2 separate regions of the Homo sapiens genome follow, and region 1 is linked to region 2. Evidence: chromatin contacts called from ENCODE Hi-C or POLR2A ChIA-PET data. All regions are on one chromosome and are shown on one strand. The core of a region is the stretch at or near the end of the contact, and the rest is flanking DNA. Distances in the headings are between cores, read along the strand shown.

The links. A loop is a pair of places that touch in the nucleus more often than their neighbours do. ChIA-PET counts read pairs that join two places held with the same protein, here RNA polymerase II (POLR2A). Pooled maps may share reads with other maps.
Region 1: a loop to region 2 is called in a pooled map of gastrocnemius medialis, with 4 times the contacts of the local background. The contact joins the promoter of MIR1-1HG here to the enhancer-like site in region 2. A Hi-C loop is called at or near these places in 9 of 168 maps with a recorded cell type or tissue (Right ventricle myocardium inferior, Right ventricle myocardium superior, gastrocnemius medialis and 5 more), 1 of 37 single-sample maps with no recorded cell type and 10 of 50 pooled maps. POLR2A ChIA-PET finds 5 or more read pairs at or near these places in 1 of 52 experiments (Panc1).

What each region holds. Positions count from the first base shown.
Region 1 is chr20:62,548,704-62,555,444 of GRCh38, forward strand. It overlaps MIR1-1HG (MIR1-1 host gene), which reads left to right and starts at 1,750. Exons shown (of 4, transcript NR_171007.1): 1 at 1,750-2,335; 2 at 4,762-4,962. CRMA (cardiomyocyte maturation associated lncRNA) reads right to left here and starts at 2,858. Exons shown (of 7, transcript NR_033263.1): 1 at 2,723-2,858. It overlaps MIR1-1 (microRNA 1-1), which reads left to right and starts at 5,603; the gene lies at 5,603-5,673. RefSeq lists an enhancer at 1,837-2,712.
Region 2 is chr20:62,509,840-62,515,976 of GRCh38, forward strand. No RefSeq gene overlaps it. Among named protein-coding and RNA genes, the nearest start is that of GATA5, 37 kb to the left of the region's middle. RefSeq lists an enhancer at 1,606-2,415. Within about 2 kb of position 2,433, at least 4 of the 41 ENCODE cell types and tissues checked have a DNase peak (open chromatin) inside an H3K27ac peak, as active enhancers do; they include gastrocnemius medialis and psoas muscle, where a contact is called at or near this core.

The DNA of each region.
Region 1 (6,741 bases), core at 500-2,999, 38 kb after region 2:
ACTGCTCCCCACCTCCCCCATTGTGGCTGTCTATGCCCCTGACCCCAGCTGCAGGCCTGGCCTGCCCCCCTCAACCCTGCCTGGAGACGGCAGGCAGGAGGAAGTGGGCTGCAGGGGAGGGGCCTTGCAGGGGGAGTTTGGACACCACACCTCACACCACGCTCTCCCGCTGCCAGTGGGAAGCCGAGTGGCTATTTAGTTTCCAGAAAAGTGCTCAGACCAGGTAGAAGCTTAAAACCTCCTGGCCTCCTTTATGGTGAGACATGGGGTCTTTAGCGGGGCGTACAGGGCTGGGAGAAGGGCCTGGCATCACTCAAGAAGCCTCTGCACTGGGCAGGTGCAGGGGGCGTCCCTCTGTCCCTCGCTGTCGCTGGCCGGAGGACACCAGAGTGGGTGTCGGCGTGTGTGGCGAGTGTGGCTGGGGCTCCGGCTTCTCCCCATGACTCTGCAGAGCCGGCCTTGGGATGTGGGGAAGGGGCCGTGAGCCCAGGAGGTGAACCTGGAGGAGAGCCCTGCCTCAGCTCCTGTGGGCCAGCCTGGGGGGTGTGCAGGCTCCTCAGGGGCTCCCCTGGGATTAGATGCAGCTGAGCCTGTTCTGAGCGGCATAGACTCCCCGGCCCTGTGTCCCTAACTGGCCAGAACCACAAGGGGATGCCTTCCTAAGTCCGGGAGGCACTGGGGACATTTATGAGGTGGCTTCTGAACAGGAGGACCTATGCTCTGGACAGGACTCACAAATACCAAAGCTCATTGTCCCCATCACACGGGCCTGTGCCTGCCACCAACGAGCGGGGTCCCCGGACCACTGTGGTCCACTGTCATTCCACGACCTGGTCCCCAGTCCTGTGGGGCCCCAGAGAGATGGGACGACCAGCCAGCGTCACACAGCCTGTGAGGACAGTCTGCCAGTTCAGGCCTCTGGTCTCTGCGTCCAGGCCCTGCAAGGACAGATCCCCGTCAGGCCCCGTCCCAGGCCCTCGTCTGTTACATAATTCGGGCGTGAAATCCCGGAAGGGGGAGCTCCTGAGCCCGTCCAGCACCCGGGATTGGGGTCTCCCCATCACACACCCTTGGTGGCAGGGCCTGGCTGGGGGCGGCAAGCAGGTTGACCTTGCCTCTGTCCAAGGCGACTGGCATTTGTCATGACTTGGGGTTGGCTTGAGAGTCTCCGGAAACCCAGGTGGCTCTGTCACCACCTGATCCTGGCCCCAATTCTAGGCAAAAGGGCAGAGCCGATGGGACTGTGGAGGGGGCCACCCACTCCTGGTGGCCTGGGTGGGCTCAGCCCACTGGAGGCTCAGAGCAGCGAAGGAGGCCGTACCATTCTGCCCGCCCCCCCCACCCCCGGCCCTGCAGCCTGGGAGATGCCCGGGTCTCCCCAGGGCACCCTAGGAGCCGGCTGGCATGGCATGGAGGCTGCTGCCCGGCTACTGAGGAGGCGCCTCTGTACTGGCTGGGCTAAAAATAGCGGGGGGATCTCGGGCAGGGACAGCCGGTGGGAGGCCTGTCAGGGAGGGGCCGGGAGGGGCAGGACAGCAGCCTGAGCCCGGGACCCGCCGTCAATGGCGTGGGTGCTCCCACCCTGTTCCCGGTGGCCGGGCCAGCCGCGGCCCAGCTGACAGGCTATTTTTTCCCCTGCTTGACTAAATATGGTCAGGGAGCGCAGCCCGAGGGGGCCACTTGGCCAGGGCCGCGTGTTTGGGATGCTTGGCCGGGTATATAAGAACTGCAAAGGTGAGGCCGGCTCCTGACCCGAGGGGGGCCCCCACGCCCGCTCTGGCCTCTCAGGTCAGGCCCTCCCCTCCCCTCCCCTCCCCTCCCCCGCCCCTGTGTCTCCGCGAGCCGGCTGTGTGCCTGCGAGAGCGTGCACACCCGCGGGACCTTCCCTTTTGTTCCACCCTGACCTCTACCTTCTCTACCTTGTGCTGACCCCGCTGGGGTGCAGGGGTTCCCTTCGGAGGAGGCCGGGGCTCAAGGTGTGCAGCTCGGCCGCCTCTCCCTAACTCTGCACCAGCGCCTTCTCTCTCTCTCTCTCTCTCTCTCTCTCTCTCTCTCTCTCTCAAGATCTCCCTCCTGCTAAGTCTGCGCTGCTGCAGGAGGGCTGGGGGAAGGGCAGGGGTGTGGAGAGGGGGTGCCTGGTGTCTTCTTTCTCTCTCTGCCCCCACCAAGTGCGGACGCATCGAGCTTCGGCCCCCACCCCTGCATTCGCGATTGGCTCCCGGAGGAGGTGGCTGGTGCTGCCGCCGCTGCAGCATCTCCTAGGGAGCCGCGACCCTGCGCCCGCCGCCGCTGCCGCTGTCACCAGCCCGGCCCCAGGGGTGCCCTGGGCTCCGCGGTGAGTCCTGCTCAGCCCATCACCACCGCTGGGCCGCCGGGACGGCCCCTGCAAACTTGCCGGGCACCGCGGTGGGGGGTGTGCCTGCCAGCGAGGTGGGTGCTGCGGGTGCCGGCGCCGTGCGGCTCCGGCGGGGGTGCCGTGGAGTTTTCTCTTGGCTCGCGGCATCATCCACATTTGGAAAACTGCAGAGCCAGCAGCCGGCAGGGCCTGGAGGGCGCGTCCAGCTGGGAGGCAGGAACTTTGACTTGCGGGCATTTTGCAAGAAAGCAGCGGCCCCCCACGCGGGCAGTGGATGGCATGGGGGCTTCGGGGCTGGGCTGGGGGCGCGATTCACCTGCCGCTCCGCAACAAAGCCCCGGCAGCCGGGCGTGGGGCTAAACTTACCTTGAACTTGCAGTATCCCCCACTGAGGTGCTGGTGGGGGGCAGGGATTCCCGAGCTGAGCGGCGGCGAGGCTGCCCCCGGCCGGGACTCGGCACTTCTGCAGCTCTCCCAGCCACGTCAGGGTCAGGAGGCGTTTACAGGGGCAGGGCGGCGAGGTGGGGGGCGGGGGGCACATGTGGGCGGAGACTAGGGGGGCTTCGGGGAGAGCAGCCCTGGTGGTCGGCGTCTGTGCAGGTCCCTGCTGGGGAGCTTGACTTCCCGCGTGGCCTCCCGCGGCGCTGATGCCGGGGGCCGGGCGGTATTCACCGCTGAAGAGCCCCGGAGGAGGCCCCGGGCACAGGAGCCAGCTCGGCTCACGGTGGGGTCTGCTTGGAGGCGGCTGGGTGCTCTTTTTCTATGCAGACGGGAAACTTTTTGAAAAGTGACTACAATTCATTTGTGAGTGGGCAGAAGTCCTGTGGACTCTGGCTGGGTCTGGGGTGACTCTCCTGCCCTTTGGGACTCCCAGCTTTCCCCTTGACCCCCAGACCCCGTCCAGATGAATGCCTCACAGGTCGTGGGGGCTTGAGCCAGGCTGCGGGAGTGTCCCAGGCTCTGAGAGCTCATGTGCCAGGGAGCTGGGGACGTTGAGGAGGCCTTTTCCCTGGACTCCGGGGACGGTTATTGCGGAGGTCTTGGGAGGGCACAGATGAGCGGCGGAACCCAGGTGCCCCCGAAGTTGAAGCTCAGGCTGCGGTGTCGGGTGCCCTTTTTGTATCCTTGGCTACGTGAAAATGATAAATCACAGCAGCTACGTGGAAATGGGACATCAGCTTCTGCTTCTGTCTGCCATTTGCTCCTTCCTTTGTAGAGGGGATGCCTCCAGAGCCTTAAGCACAACCCCCACCCCCCGCCCCCACCCACCCCCACGTGAAACTCCAACCCAGCCATGCCCAGCTGCAGACCCACTGCCACACAGCCACAGCATGCTCAGTGGCCTCTGCACACTGCAGGCTCTGCGGAGACATTGCCCTGCCCTGGGTGGTAAGAGAGAACCAACTCGCTCCGGGCTGTCCCCTCGCATGGACGGGCTGCCTGGAGGAGCAACAGAGTCATGTTGGACCTCTCTTCCTGATGAGGACAACGGGAGGTCCTTTCATGTCCCGGGGCTGCTGTCCCACCCCACGCCAGGGTCAGTGGCAGGACAGGGGCCAGGGCCCAGCTGGACCCCACCGCTTAGCAAGCCTCCTGTGTCTGTGCCCGGCCTGCACCCCCAACTGGCGCCTCCCTGGCCCCCGTCCCCCCCAGGCACCTGCAAAGCCTTCTTTCCACCTCTCACCACCGCACGTGCCAGGCTCGCCCTGGGCCACTGCGAGGCCTCGAAACCCTGCAGGCCTCCTCCTCCTCCTCCTCCTCCTCTCCCCGCTCCCAGCAGGTTCGGGGCGGCTTCCCTTCCTGCTGGTGAGGGCCTAACCTTGAGGTCCCATTGGTCTCCTTCTGGCTCTTTCTCCACATTTTTCAGAGTCTGGCTTCACGGCTGGTCATAGAAGTTGGCAGGGAAGGAGGCAGCCTCTGCTTCCCACTCAGAGACATTTTTAAACGCAATGAAAAACATATCGATACAATTAAGTATTCCAAAGTGCTTAGTTTGCCACTCGCTAAGTTTACTTAAACCCTCTTTAACAGGCTCATTAGGAGCTGGTGAGCACCGGGAAATTCATTAACAGGAAGGCGGCCCCCTGCATTTGACTGTAAATTGGTATTGATCAGGGGCTGGTGGAGGCTGGGCGGCTGGCCACAAAGAGCCAGGTGTGGGACCAGCCTCCCGGGGGTGCCACGGCAGTGGCGCTGGGCAGGTGACGGTGGCTGCTGACCCCCGGTGCCCATGTAAGCTGCTGGCTCTGCGCAGCTGCCGCTTCAGGTGGGCCGCACTGCGCGGCGGTTCAGGGTGGTGACGCTGCGAGGCGGGGACGGGGGAGAGGGTGAAGAAGAGCGAGAGAAGGAGGGAGAGAACCGGGGGAGCGACGCTCCCTCGCCCACTGGGTGTCTGCTGTGGCCAGGCTGAGGCACCTAGGGAGTTGCCCCCCTAGTGGACGGCCTCTCAGGAGATCCTGACCACCCTCTGGGAACCTGGACTCCTCCAAGCATCGTCTTTCTCGCCTGCATCTTCGGAGAGAGGTGCTGAGCCCTTCCTCATGGATACGGGGTCCCGGGAGGCAGCCTTCACCAGGGACCTGCCCAGGAAACCAGCAGATGCCCAGGTAAGCCCCCAGGACACCTCTCGGGTCTCTGGTCTGCAGTTCCTCGTCTGGCCTCAGGAGCAAGGAGTTGTCCAGCTCCCGGAGAAGGAGGAGGCTGGTCCTGCGAGTGGGGTGCTGGGCAGGGCGCCCCCCAAGGTTCCTCTCTCCACCCAGCCCTCTCTGGGCTTGGCTGGGATGAGGTGACCCAGGGGGACAGGAAAGTGTTGGCTTTGAAAGTTTGGGACATGGATGATGCCTCCCTGCTCTGGGGTGAGGGTGGAGGGGCAGCCTGTCTCTTCCATGGACGCAAAACCGAGCTACTGCTGGGGCCAGGGACAGGCGCTCGAGACTTTCTGGGGCTCACTGTCCACTTCTGCCTTTCTGGATCGTGTGAGTGTGTGAGACAGACAGAGAGAGATGGATTCAGGGATGGAGGGGCGCCGAGGTCAGAAGGGGGCAGGGAGTCCTGGGCCCCTGGGGGTGGCTGGACACCAGGCAGCAGTGGCAGGAAGGCTGTCCTGCTCACACAGAGAGGGCTCCGGCAGTAGACTCCAGGGAAGAAGTTACACTGCCTCTGAGCTGCCTTCTCTACATCGCAGTGGGGTCAGCTTCTACCGGGGCGGCGTCCCGGGGTCTTGGAACTGCATGCAGACTGCCTGCTTGGGAAACATACTTCTTTATATGCCCATATGGACCTGCTAAGCTATGGAATGTAAAGAAGTATGTATCTCAGGCCGGGACCTCTCTCGCCGCACTGAGGGGCACTCCACACCACGGGGGCCGCCGCGGCCGACAGCCAGCCAGGCGGCTGTGGTGGGGGTGAGGCTGGGGCGGCAGGCTGCCTGGGCGTTGGTGGACGGTCGTGTCCCCGCCAGCATTGTTCTGTCACTTTGCCTGTGTCAGCAGGTGGAAGTGCTCACCAGACATTAAATATTCAGCTTGCTGACTGCGGCAGAGGGGAGGCGGCCTCCGGCAGGCGCGGGGTCCAGCGCGGGGCTGGTGAGGGCTGGGGGGTCGGGGCCGTGGCTGGAAAGCACGGAGTGGTGGCGGCGGCTCTGGGGGCTCCACTGATGGCCATCCTGGAAGAGGCCATCAGCCGGCAGAAAGGGCCACGTGTGGCCAGGGCAGAAACTGCTCAGAGGCACAAGACAAGAGCGAGTTTGGAAAAGGGCAGGTGGCTGGATGCAGAAAGGAGGGAGAGGCTGGGCAGCACATGGTAGAGTCTGCGGAGGGAAGGCACCTCCTGCACCTGCATCCAGCCCTCCCGGCTGTAGGGCAAGGCAGAGGAACTCGGAGGCATGTAGCCTCCAAGGAAGGCGCAGCCCACACGAGATGCTGGGGACGCGGGCAGGGTCAGGGCCACCACTGCCCTTAGGCCCCACTCCTCTGCCGAGGGCACCTGGGACAGGGTCAGAGGAGCTGAGTCTGTGCAGCCCTGAACCCACAGCCCACCCCAGGGGCCTGGGAGCCGTTCGATTTTGCCAAATGTCTGGTTCATGCCGCCCCAACCTGTACCCCCACCAAAGCCCCGGTTCAGCTTTCTCTCTGTTCCGCCGAATCCAACCTGAGGCATGTTTTGCTGTGAATGCAGGTGAGGCTTTGGCAGAAAGCAGCGTGTGGCCCAGGGCCCCTTGCCCCACCTGTCGGGGGCCTGAGAGCCATCTGCTCTGCCGCCATCCCAGTCCTGACCCGAGAAAGGACTGGGAGGATGTCCTGGGGCCCAGGGGATGAGGGCAGGTCCGGATCCGTCCGTGAAACCCTTTTCCCCAGTGCTGGTCCTTCAAGGAGAGGATGGGCGGC
Region 2 (6,137 bases), core at 1,183-3,682:
ACCTGTCCACCCCTCCACCCCTCCATCCTCCACTGCTCCACCCCGCACCCTTCCATCCTCCATCCCTTCGCCCTCCACGCCCACCCTCCACCCTTCCATCTTCCATCCTCTCCACCCTTGCATCCTCCACCCCTCCACCCTCCACCCCTTCACCCCTCCATCCTCCACCCCTCCACCCCTCCGTCATCCACCCCTCCACCCCTCCATCCTCCACCCCTCCACCCCTCCGTCATCCACCCCTCCACCCCTCCATCCTTCACCCCTCCACCCCTCCATCCTCCATCCCTCCACCCGTCCCTCTTCCATCCTGCATCCCTTCACCCTTACATCCTCCATCTCCTCCACCCCTCCATCCTCCACCCCTCCACCCTCCACCCTTCCAGCCTCCATACCTTCACCCCTCCATCCCACCACCCTTCACCCCTCCATCCTCCACCCCTCCACCCTCCACCCCTCCAGTCTCCATCCCTTCACCCCTCCATCCCACCACTCTCCACCCCTCCATCCTCCACCTCTCCAACCCTCCATCCTCCACCCCTCCATCCTCTGCCCCTCCACCCCTCCACCCTCCATCCCTGCACCCCTCCACCCCTCCATCCTCCACCCCTCCACCCTCCATCCTCCACCTCTCCACCCCTCCACCTTCCACACCTCCACCCCCACCTCTCCACCCCTCCACCCCTCCATCCCTCCATCATCCACCTCTCTACCCCTCCACCTTCCACACCTCCACCCCTTACCCCTCCATCCCTCTACCTCTCCATCCCTCCACCTCTCCATCCCTCCACCTCTCCATCCCTCCACCCTCCACCTCTCCATCCCTCCACCCTCCACCCCTCCACCCATCCACCCCTCCGCCCTTCCATCCCTCCACCCTCCACCCCTCCACCCCTCCATCCCTCCACCCCTCCATCCTCCACCTCTCCATCCCTCCACACTTCCATCCTCTACCCCTCCATCCTTCCCTCCCTCCACCCTTCCATCCTCTACCCCTCCACTCCTCCATCCTTCTGCTGATTAACTACTCCCAGAACTCAGCACGTTCCCTAGGAATATCCCCTCTTGTGGGTCCTCTCACCTGCCCTGATGGTGAGGAAGGTCAGGCCCAGGTGGGAGTCCGGGCTGGGTGTGCCAGAGGGGCAAGGCAGAACCCTTAGCTCCCCCTGCTGCCCCAGGGCCTGAGTTGGGGCAGGAAGGCAGGGAAGAGGCCCACGGTGCCCGAGCAAAGCTGTCCCCCGTAAGCCTCTCTGTTCGCTCTTCCCGATGCCCTCTCGCCCTCCTGACCTCCACCCCTCCTGGGGGAGATACAGCCTCTGTTCACACTTGTGTGCCAGCATGCCTGTCTGTCCAGGGCCCTTTGATGCCACCAACACCTGACAAAGGCAGGCTGGGTGCTGCCATGCCCCCATTTTAAAGATGAGGAAACCGAGGCTGAGATGGGTGAAGTAACCACAACCTGACCCAGGAAGGGCCAGGCCCACCTCTGGCAGGGGCCCTGATGCTGATGAAGATGTCTTGGAAAGGTACAGCATGAAAGGCTTGGCCTCGCAGATGGAATTTCCCATGTCAGGGAGCAAGTGTTTTCTGGCCTTTTCAGGGACCCTGTAAATGGCCTCTGGGCCCCCAGGCCGGCCCAGGCCAGCAGGCTGCAGTCTGACTCAGCTTTCTGTGAGGGTCAGGCTGTCCTGGCTCTGCCACGCCCCAGCCCATCCCCCACTTAGCCAGGCACCTCCCTACTGCCTGGCGCTGAGGCTTCACCCTCCCACTGCAGCATGCGGTGGGACCACCCTGGCCCCAGTGCAGGGGTGTCCGGGATCCTCTGGGGTGCCTTCTGCCCCAGGGTGTAAAGCCTCCCATGGCAGCCCCTCCTCCAGCCTGGCTCAGATCCCCACCCCACGCCTTGCACCTGTCCATTCCTGGCTTTAAATAGCCATGACGAGCTATCCAGCTCCTCCCTGTGCTGATGGGGCCAGCACAGACTTCCCCAAAATGCCACCTCTTCCCACTGCCCATGGGCAGGCCAACCAGTCCTGGGTGCAGCAGGAAAATGGCCAGAGGACACTCAGCATGGCTGGAGAGCCGGGATGCCTTGGTCCAGGCCAGGCTTGCCGCGACCTTGGAGAGGACAGAGAGGCAGGGCTTGGGGCGGTGGCTCTCATGGTAGTGGAGTGGCCTGTCTGTGAAGCCTGGGCAGTAGCCGCTACCGAGTCCCTGGTGCCATGGTCCCCCAAAAGGCCGTGGTGGTTAAGCCCTTTGCACATGGGCAGGTGGCAGGTGCAGCCGTAGAGCCCCGCATTAGTGCCTGTGCTGGTTTCCTGCCCAGCTCCAGGTCTGGGTGAGGGTGGAGGGTGCCCGGAGCCGAGCATGGAGCCCGGCCGAGGCCTGTCTCGGAAGTATCCTCTGTGGCCCTCCCTGTGCCCGAGCAGAGTGAGCCGAGGCTGCTCTCCAGCGGCTGCACCTCAGTGCTGTGGCTCCGTGGCTATTTTTAACCTGAGTATGGTAAATGCATTTCTACAGGAAAACCACTCTCCTCGATCAATCCCTGCAGCTGCTCGGCATGGATGGCAGGGCTCACACGCAGCCTGTCTGCTCCTGTCCAGGCTGCTGAGGACTGTAACCGAAGCCCATTAGCTGACCGGGAGGGATAAATCCAGCTCCTCTGACAACTGCTTCTCGCTGGTCTTCTCTGGGGACAGACAGCCCTCCCCACCCACCCCCTGCTGCTCCTTAATATAACTCTGAAGTCATGCCTAGTGCTCAGAGGATGGCTTGGGAAGAGAACTTGGGCCTGGGTTCCCCGGTGATTGGGGGCACAGGGTGGTGGTGGCTGGAGCAGGAGCGTGAAGCCCCAGGCTTCACTCGCAGGGAGTGAGGGGGGCTTGTCTTGGGGCAGTGTCCTGGCACCATTGAGCTGGGGGTTAACTCAGAGCCATGATCCCCCTCAGGTTGCCTGCAAAGTACCCCGGGGCTGAACTCATGGGGGATTTTGGGAGAGAGCTGGCTTTCGTCAGATCCTCAAAGGGATCCTTGAACTAAGAGGTAAAGAGGCCCCAGTCCGAGGTGCCTGTCTGCCGGCTGCCTGCGACGCTGCAGGGAAGGTCCTGGTACCTGCTCAGAGGGTCTCCCCACCCTCCTGGTCTGCAGGCCCCGCCTGGAGCACTCTCTGCCCCCACTTCCTTCCCGTTGTCCTCCTCCTCAGCTGCACTTTGCACTCGCGCTGGTTTCTTTGCCGTTTGCTTCTCCCCCGAGGAGCTCTGCCGGGGCAGAGGCTGGCTCGTTCATGGATGTTACTCCGGTGCCTGGAGCAGTGCTGGGTACAGAGTAGCAGCTTAGCAAGTATGTGCAGAATGTTCCAGAAGAAGGTGTAGGGCGGCATATCAGTCAGGACAGGCCGGGCTACACTTCAGCAACAGATACACCCGCCCCACGTCCGCGTGGCCTCAGACAACAAACGTTGATTTCTTTGCTCACTTTGAGCATCCCGGAGCCATGGTGGCCGCCGTGGACAGGCCAGGACATCGTCATCATGGGGAGTGGCTCCCTGTCTCCTTGTGTGTCCTGCCCGCGTGTCTGCTTGCGTGTCTGCCAGTGTGTCCTGCCCGGGGTCTTCTGCACATCAAGAGGCTCTTGACGTTTCTCTTGTCAGACCAGGTCCAGGTCCACGGCCAAGGAAGGCAGTAGGACTCTTGGGATAGGAAGGACGGGAGCCGGGAATCGGGGCAAGGGCCCTTTGGCCAGAGGAGGCTCTGGTGAGCATGGGGGTGGTGTCACTTGGGGCCACCGGGAAGCTCCCTGCCCTGCTTGGCATTGTGTGGTGGGCACGGCCCCGCAGAGGGAGAGGGCTCATGGAGGAAGGAGAGGGCTTTTTCCTGGAGCAGGGATGGCCTTGTGTCACCCCTCATCCCTTGGAACTGGATCAGAGCCGGCGAAGGAGCCCTGGCCCACAGCCCCAGCCCCATCCCCGTGTGGCCCTTCCTGAGGCTCCCTGGGGGGAGGCTGAGCTGGCACAGGTACATCAGCCATGCCTTCCTGGGTGTGCCTGTGACCTTTGACATGATTTGCGAGGCAGTTTCATTTGGGGTCTTTATTTTCCAGCCAGGCCTTGGAGGCTCAGTTGATCTCAACAGGGAGGCAAATACATTGTGACCTTCTGCTGGGAAAGATGTTAACTTTTGCAGTATCCCGTGGGCGATGACACATGGGACAGGGGAAGGGACGTGTCTGTCGTGGGTGCGTGAGGCTGCAGGGACGCCGCCTCTCCAGGCTTGAGGACCCTCTGCCAGGCCTCGGAGCTGGGACGTGATAGCCACCCCATCTAGCCCCTACTCTGAGGTTGGGAAGCTGAAGCCAGGGGAGGGAAGGATGCCTGGGGCCCGCCAGGGAGAGGAGGCAGGGTCTGAGGTGGGGAAGCTGAGGCCAGGGGAGGGAAGGGTGCCCAGGGCCCGCCGGGGAAAGGAGGCAGGGCTGGGTTACCACCATCCACCTGCCTGTGAAGGGTTGGCCAGGCCTCGGCCACACTGAGTCAGCGGCTCAGACAGTGTCTGGTCCTTCCTGTGCCCTGGTGAGCAAAGCCTGTGAGCCCTAGTGTCCCTGGCCTCTTGGGGCTTCTGTGGGGGTGACGGCATCAACGTGTACAACAACATCGTCATCATGGGGAACCTGGGGGAGCTGAATCCATGCCCAGGGGCCTAGGAGAGGCTGGTGACAGTGAGGACCACTAGGGAGGGGCCGTGAACCTCCAGGGCTGAGAGGGAGACTCATTTTTTATGCCATCTGGCGCAGTTAGATTTTAGAAAAACAAACGTGGATATACTGTCTTTGAAGAAAATGAAAATAAAACCAGTAACAAGAACAACGATGGCATCAGTAGTCACGGTAACAGAGCTCTGGAGGTCAAGGCTGGCGGCCCCGGCCATTCCCAGACTTGCTTTTGTCCGACCCTGGCCCTGCTCTCTCTCCATCGTGGGGGCCTGTCGGTGCTGGGGAGACTGTGGGCTGCTCGGTGTTGGGACCCACACAGGTGCTCCCGGTTCCTCCTGGCTGGAGGTCCCTTCCCTGGGAGAGGTGAGGGGAGTCGGGAGGAGCCACCTGTACCGGATGCCCCACACCCTGCCCAGGGTCCTGAGCTCAGAGATGCTCAGGAGACAGGAAATGCACCAGGCAGGGCGGGTGGTCGCCAGGTGCCGGGAGATGAACGGTGTTGGGTCAGTGCTCTCACTCCTGCTGACCCCAGACACCAGGTCCACGTGAAACCGAAGCTGGTTTTTGTTATTGTCACCAGGCTCACAGAAGAGTGGAAATTGCGTTTTTGGAAGTCAGGATGTGGCTTCTGTCCAGGGCATGGCTGAACTTCAAGATGGGAGAGGGACCCTGAGGCCCCGGGGCCGGGGAGCCTGCTGTGTTGACTGTGAACACTGAGCTGCCGAGGGCGACAGTTTAAAATCACCACTGAGACTCTTGGTGGCCCCATGGAATGGCCTAGGGTTCACAGATGCCCAGGTCAAGACACAGATTGTGCAGAAACTTCTGCAGATGGGGGTCCACCCCCGTCAGAGACCCCTGGCCCCGGCCCGCGTCTGAGTGTGACGCGTTTATCCGAGGCTGTTCACTGGCTCTGCCCGTCCACCTGGAAACCCGCAGGTGGGCCTGGTTCACCCCAGGGGTGTAGGGGTGCTAGGGAAGGTGCTTCTGCCACGAGAGCCGTGGGGATGTGGTCACCTGGGCTGGGCGGGCTGGGCGTCAGTGCTGGACCTGGGCATCAACCTCGCTGCAGCCTGTGACCTGGACGTCACCCACTCTGCATCTCAGAGGCTCTGAGGGGCCCAGCCCTTTGTCCACGGTCACCCACATGGAGTCGGCAGTGCTGGGGCTTGACTTGGGCTTCGGTGTCCCCAGGGGAGATGTTTGCTTCCACCCCATGGTCGCGATTCCGTAGGTGCACTGGCGGGGCCAAGTCTTCCAGAAGAACCCACATTTACTGGCTCAGAGGTGCCTGGGGATGGGGAGGACCTTCCATATCATTTCAGCTCCACGCAGAATGCGTGTCAGGGAGAGGAAGTGAGGTACTGAATCAGTGAAGCCAGGTGGAGAGGCGCAGAGCCAAGCATGGCCACAGAGCCAGTGCTCCCTCAAGGCAG